Linked DNA regions of Homo sapiens: region 1 is linked to region 2. Evidence: read pairs that join two places in POLR2A ChIA-PET (ENCODE). Cell type or tissue: OCI-LY7. All regions are shown on one strand. Each heading gives the region's core, and the rest is flanking DNA. Links, peaks and the distances in the headings are about the cores only. Region 1 overlaps NMNAT1 (nicotinamide nucleotide adenylyltransferase 1). Region 2 has its middle 5.1 kb from the start of CLSTN1.

Region 1 (2,910 bases), core at 140-2,639, 130 kb before region 2:
TCAGGAGATCGAGACCATCCTGGCTAAAACGGTGAAACCCTGTCTCTACTAAAAATACAAAAAATTAGCCGGGTGTGTTGGCAGGCACCTGTAGTCCCAGCTACTCGGGAGGCTGAGGCGGGAGAATGGCGTGAACCCGGGAGGCGGAGCTTGCAGTGAGCCGAGATCGCGCCACTGCACTCCAGCCTGGGCTACAGAGCAAGACTCCGTCTCAAAAAAAAAAAAAAAAAAAAAACCCTTATTTGGTTGTGTGATCTTGATTTGATCTCTTAACTCTGTTTTTAGGTTCTTTATCTGTAAAATGGAGATAATGAGAAGGCCAATCTCAGTTACTTTGAGGATTAATTCTGAGGATAAACATGGCAAGGGGCTTAGCATATTGCCTGGCACAGTGTTAAAATGAATGGTAGCTGTTATTTTTTTTTTTTTTTCAGACGGAGTCTCGCTCTGTCGCCCAGGCTGGAGTGCAGTGGCGCGATCTCGGCTCACTGCAAGCTCCGCCTCCCGGGTTCACGCCATTCTCCTGCCTCAGCCTCCCAAGTAGCTGGGACTGCAGGCGCCCACCACTACGCCGGGCTAATTTTTTGTATTTTTAGTAGAGACGGGGTTTCACCATGTTAGCCAGGATGGTCTCAATCTCCTGACCTCGTGATCCGCCTGCCTCAGCCTCCAAAAGTGCTGGGATTATAGGCGTGAGCCACCGCGCCCGGCGGCAGCTGTTATTTTTGAGGAAAGTGATGTTACTGATGACAGTGATGATTTGGAATTCATTGGACGGGATGAAACAAGATAGGAAAAGCAGCCACAAATAGTCAGTGGAAATGGAAGTAAGAAAGATACTTGGGGTCCGGGCGCGGTAGGTCATGCCTGTAATCCCAGCATTTTGGGAGGGCGAGGCAGGTGGATCACCTGTGGTTGGGAGTTCGAGACTAGCCTGACCAACATGGAGAAACCCCGTCTCTACTAAAAATACAAAATTAGCCAGGTATGGTGGCACATGCCCATAATCCCAGCTACTTGGGAGGCTGAGGCAGAACTACTTGAACCTGGGAGGTGGAGGTTGCGGCGAGCCGAGATCATGCCATTGCACTCCAACCTGGGCAACAAGAGCAAAACTCCGTCTCAAAAAATATATATATACTTGGGGCCTTCTCGAAAGAAGGCACAGTGGTGGGATCACAGGGACACTGCTAACTGTTCTTAGGGAATAACGGAGAAGGTTCAGTAGTAGTCACTAGGGCATTAGAAAAAAATGAGTTCATCACTAAGAATGATTTAAATGTCTTACCTTTCAGTTACCATCAAAAGTATCATACCATGATTCACTTGGGGCTTGTACCCATACCCTTTATCCCTACCCCAGGCCCTCGATACCCATAAAAACTACCAGTGGTATTATGGGAGGGGGTGATGAATGCGACATGCCCATAGTACCCTGAGGCCTACAGAGAAATCAGGGTATCCACCAGCCACTGAGCATGCTCTCAAAGACTGGTGGAGGGGCTGGGTTCAGCTGGCACCAGACAGACAGCTGGCGTCAGACAACCCCGCCCATCTCAGGTTTCAGTTACTATTCCCAAGAGAGAGATGGAAGAAGGGTAAGGCTGAGTTCGAGAGGTGTGGGTCCTCAAGGGAGCTGCTGCAGTTCTGAAGCAGACTTCAGGGAAGGATGGAACAAACAGCTTTTAGCCCTACACTTGGGGATAAGCTTAGGTTTCCAGGTGATGCCCAAGGGATGTGGAAGGGCTGGAGGAAGCTGATCTCTCAGCATAAAGGAAGCTGTCTTTCTCCCTTGTTACATCTATAACTTGTCTCAAATATCCAGCTCACAGTTCCACTAACTGTTAACAAAGCCAACTCGAGCTCACACCAGACTCTAAACCTTCAGAGCCACACAAGAGTTAAGGTTACAGTGAGCTCCTATTGCTGCCAAAAGTGGGTTTTAAAGAACTAGGGTCTGTCCCTTTCCTGAAGAGTACTTCCTCCATATCATTGCAGGGCACATGCGCATGCGTATAGGGGGGCTGTGGCCGATTGATGAATGGGTGCAGCAGTTTGGAAACTCTAACGGGACTGACCTGGGTCCTCCTTGTCTTGCTCCAGGTGCTCTGGGCCCAGTGTCACCATGATTCACTTTTGTTTGGCCCACACGGCCTATCGCTTGCACTGCTGGCTGCTGAGAACTCACCAGCTCAGGCTGTAAGTGTCCCTCCTCAGCTCACTGTGACAATAAGGAGTTCATTTCTTTCTCTGGCAGTCTTGAGGCTTAAAATTTACTTTTAATTTTAAAATTACTAATCTTGGGCTGGGTACAGTGGCACGTGGCTGTAGTCCCAGCCACTCGGGAGGCTGAAATTGAGCCACTGCGTTTTGGCCTGGGTAGTTACTGATCTTTATTATTATTATTATTTTTGGTAGAGATGGGGTCTCGCTGTGTTGCCCAGGCTGGTGTCAAACTCCTGGCCTCAAGTGATCCTCCCACCTTGGCCTCCCACGGTGCTGGGATTAGAGGCATGAGCCACCACACCTGGCCAAAATAACTGATCTTTATGTTTTAAAAACACTGAGATGTAAATATTAACATAACATTAAGCCAGGGTTTTTTTGTTTTTGTTTTTGTTTTTTTTAGAGATAGGGTATCGCTCTGTTGCCTAGGCTGCAGTACAGTGGCACAATCATTGCTCACTGCAGCCTTCAAATCCCAGGCTCAAGAGATCCTCCCACCTCAGCCTGCCAAGTAGCTAGTACTACAAGCACACGCCATCACTCCTGGCTAAAAAGTCAGTTTTTTAAAAATCAACTTTTCGAAAACAATAGTAATTCTGTTTGGCTTTCCCTATCGCATATTTCAGGATGCTCAGTATTAAACCTGTGTTGGCTAAGAGTTAAGTAACATGGCTGACCTCACCA
Region 2 (2,910 bases), core at 293-2,792:
GATGGTCTCGATCTCCTGACCTTGTGATCCACCCACCTCGGCCTCCCAAAGTGCTGGGATTACAGGTATGAGCCACCACACCCTGCCTGAAGTGCCCCTTCTTAAGTTAGGGTTGCTGCCACTGCCACAGTAGCTTAAGGCTCCTAGCCATGAACAATAATGGGTGCTAGTAACAGCAGGTGCTGGTTAACACCTGCTTCTAGGAATGGGCCCTGTGCTCTGCTTTTTGCACATCACCTCATCTGTTCCTCACAACCACCCAGTGGGGAGGGCTTGTCTCTGTTTTACAGATGGAGATGCTGAGATTGGAGAGGTGAAGGGCCTTACCCAAGGTCACACAGGTAGAAAGAGGCAAAAATGGCAAAAGGTACAAAAAGGCTTCACTGCAGGCCGGGCGCGGTGGCTCACACCTGTGATCCCAGCACTTTGGGAGGCTGAGGCGGGCGGATCACGAAGTCAAGAGTTTGAGATCAACCTGGCCAACATGGTGAAACCCCGTCTCTACTAAAAATACAAAAATTAGCTGGGTGTGGTGGCGCGTGCCTGTAGTCCCAGCTACTCGGGAGGCTGAGGCAAGAGAATCGCTCACTTGAACCCGGGAGGCAGAGGTTGCAGTGAGCCAAGATCACGCCGCTGCACTCCAGCATGGCCAACAGAGCGAGACTGCGTCTCAAAAAAAAAAAAAAAAAAAAAAAGGCTTCACTGCAGCATTCCATAAAAACAAAAAATTGGAAACGACCCATCAACAGGGGAAAAATATTCCTCAATAAGGGGCACTGATTAAATAAACTCTGCTAAGTCCACGCGGGACAGCACTACGAAGCTAGGAAAACAAATGCTGAGCCGGGTGTGGGGGTTGCACACCTGAAGTCCCAGTGAGTCAGGAGGCTGAGGCAGGAGGATCGCTTGAGTCCAGGAGTTTGAGGCTGCAGTGAGCTATGATCAATGATCACCACTGTACTCCAGCCTGGGTGACAGAACAAGACCCTGTTTTTTTTTTTTTTTTTTTTTTAAAAAAAGACTGTTTGTACTACATACTGCAATGGTATGATCTCCAGGATGTTTTATGAAGTAAAAAAGGCAAGATACAGAGTAGCAGGTATGATTTGCTGCCTTTTAGCTAAGAAAAGGGAAAGACATATATACAACTATTTGCTTGTACTTAAAAAAAAGAAACACAATGGAAATATAAACTAAAAATAGAAGAAATGGTAACCTATAAAGGAAGGAGGATATAGGGAGGAGGAAACAGGAATAGATCTAGACTTCTCTGAACACCCTGCTTTCTAGATATGACTTTGGAGCCATGGAAATATATATATATAATTTTATTTTTTGAGACAGAGTCTTGCTCTGTTGCCCAGGCTGGAGTGCAGTGGTGCGATCTTGGCTCACTGCAAGCTCTGCCTCCCAGGTTCACGACATTCTCCTGCCTCAGCCTCCCAAGTAGCTGGGACTACAGGCGCCCGCCACCACACCCGGCTAATTTTTTGTATTTTTAGTAGAGATGGGGTTTCACCGTGTTAGCCAGGATGGTCTCGATCTCCTGACCTTGTGATCCACCCACCTTGGCATCCCAAAGTGCTGGGATTACAGGCGTGAGCCACCACACCCGGCCCCTATTTTAAAAAAAATTTTTTTTTTTTTTTAGACAGAGTCTCACTCTGTCACCCAGGCTGGAGTGCAGTTGGCTCACCGTAACCTCTGCCTCCTGGGTTCAAGCGATCCTCCTGCCTCAGCTCCCGAGTAGCTCGGATTACAGGCACCTGCTGGGCTAATTTTTTTTTTTTTTTTTTGAGATGGAGTCTCGCTCTGTTGCCCAGGATGGAGTGCAGTGGTGCGATCTTGGCTCACTGCAACCTCTGCCTCCCTGGGTTCAAGTGAGTCTCCTGCCTCAGCCTCCCGAGTAGTAGCTGGGACTACAGGTGCCCGCCACCACATCCAGTTAATTTTTGTATTTTTAGTAGAGACTAAACTTGGAGTTTTGCCAAGTTGGCCACGCTGGTCTCACACTCCTGACCTCTGGTGATCTGCCCACTTTGGCCTTTTTTTTTTTTTTTTTTGTATTTTTAGTAGAGACTGGGTTTTGCAGTATTGGCCAGGCTGGTCTCAAACTCCAGACCTCAAATGATCTGCCCGCCTTGGCCTCCCAAAGTGCTGGGATTACAGGCGTGAGCCACCGCACCCAGCCAAATATTTAATATACTATAAAGCAAAATTAAATTGAAATTTTACCAAAAGGAAGGAAGTGGACAGAAATGGATTTGCACCATTCTGTCCAACCAGAGTCCTTGCTCCTAAGCACAGCATCATTTTCCTTCTCGTTAATTATCCCTTTTAACAGCAACGAAATGACCTGGCCGGCACACGAGAACACAGAGATGAGGCCACACCTTGTAATTTCTGGGGTTCTGAGGGGGACCCTGGTGGTGGTTCTGGGTGCTGCGGTTCTTTCAGTAAAGAACTTCCAGGAGTTTCTAATCAGCTGCTTTCATCAAGATTCTCATAACCTTCTCCTGCTGCCGCTTTCAAGTGGGTTTGTTCCCGAGCACATTATTAGGAAAGCGGCTATAATAACTGCTTACCTGCCTCCGGCTCCGCTCCACAAACACCCGCCAAGCCCACACTGTGCAAAACAGTAGTAACACGCCCGCCTGAGAATGGCTCCGCGGCTCCGCATTGCTGCCTAAGAGCTTTCCTGCATGTGATCTCATTTCATCCTCACCGCAACTCCGGGCCGGGGAACTCATGTCCCCGGTGAGGAAGTCCAGGCTTGAGATCGGCCTCAACAGTCGGAGGTGGCAAAGCCAGGGCTTGCTCGAAGCCCCACCTTCTCACTGTTGGGGAGCAGGCTGACTCCAAGCTGTGGAATCCTGTGCAGGGGTTATTTTGGTATCTGTGGGGTAATTT

The links. Peaks named below come from ENCODE experiments on the same cell type or tissue, not always from the same donor. Only the 100,000 strongest peaks of a DNase experiment are listed, where the experiment ranks them.
Region 1: POLR2A ChIA-PET joins it to region 2 with 5 read pairs; 2 of 35 experiments call an interaction of 5 or more read pairs at or near these places.

Annotation. Positions count from the first base shown.
Region 1 is chr1:9,960,003-9,962,912 of GRCh38, reverse strand. All of the region lies in intron 1 of NMNAT1 (nicotinamide nucleotide adenylyltransferase 1), which reads right to left. It also overlaps the pseudogene TMEM274P. Among named protein-coding and RNA genes, the nearest start is that of MIR5697, 5.9 kb to the left of the region's middle. In OCI-LY7, for the core only: no CTCF peak of the experiment used is centred there; DNase peaks (open chromatin) are centred at 1,542 and 2,002; H3K4me3 peaks cover 675 bases; H3K27ac peaks cover 507 bases.
Region 2 is chr1:9,827,583-9,830,492 of GRCh38, reverse strand. No RefSeq gene overlaps it. Among named protein-coding and RNA genes, the nearest start is that of CLSTN1, 5.1 kb to the right of the region's middle. In OCI-LY7, for the core only: no CTCF peak of the experiment used is centred there; no DNase peak of the experiment used is centred there.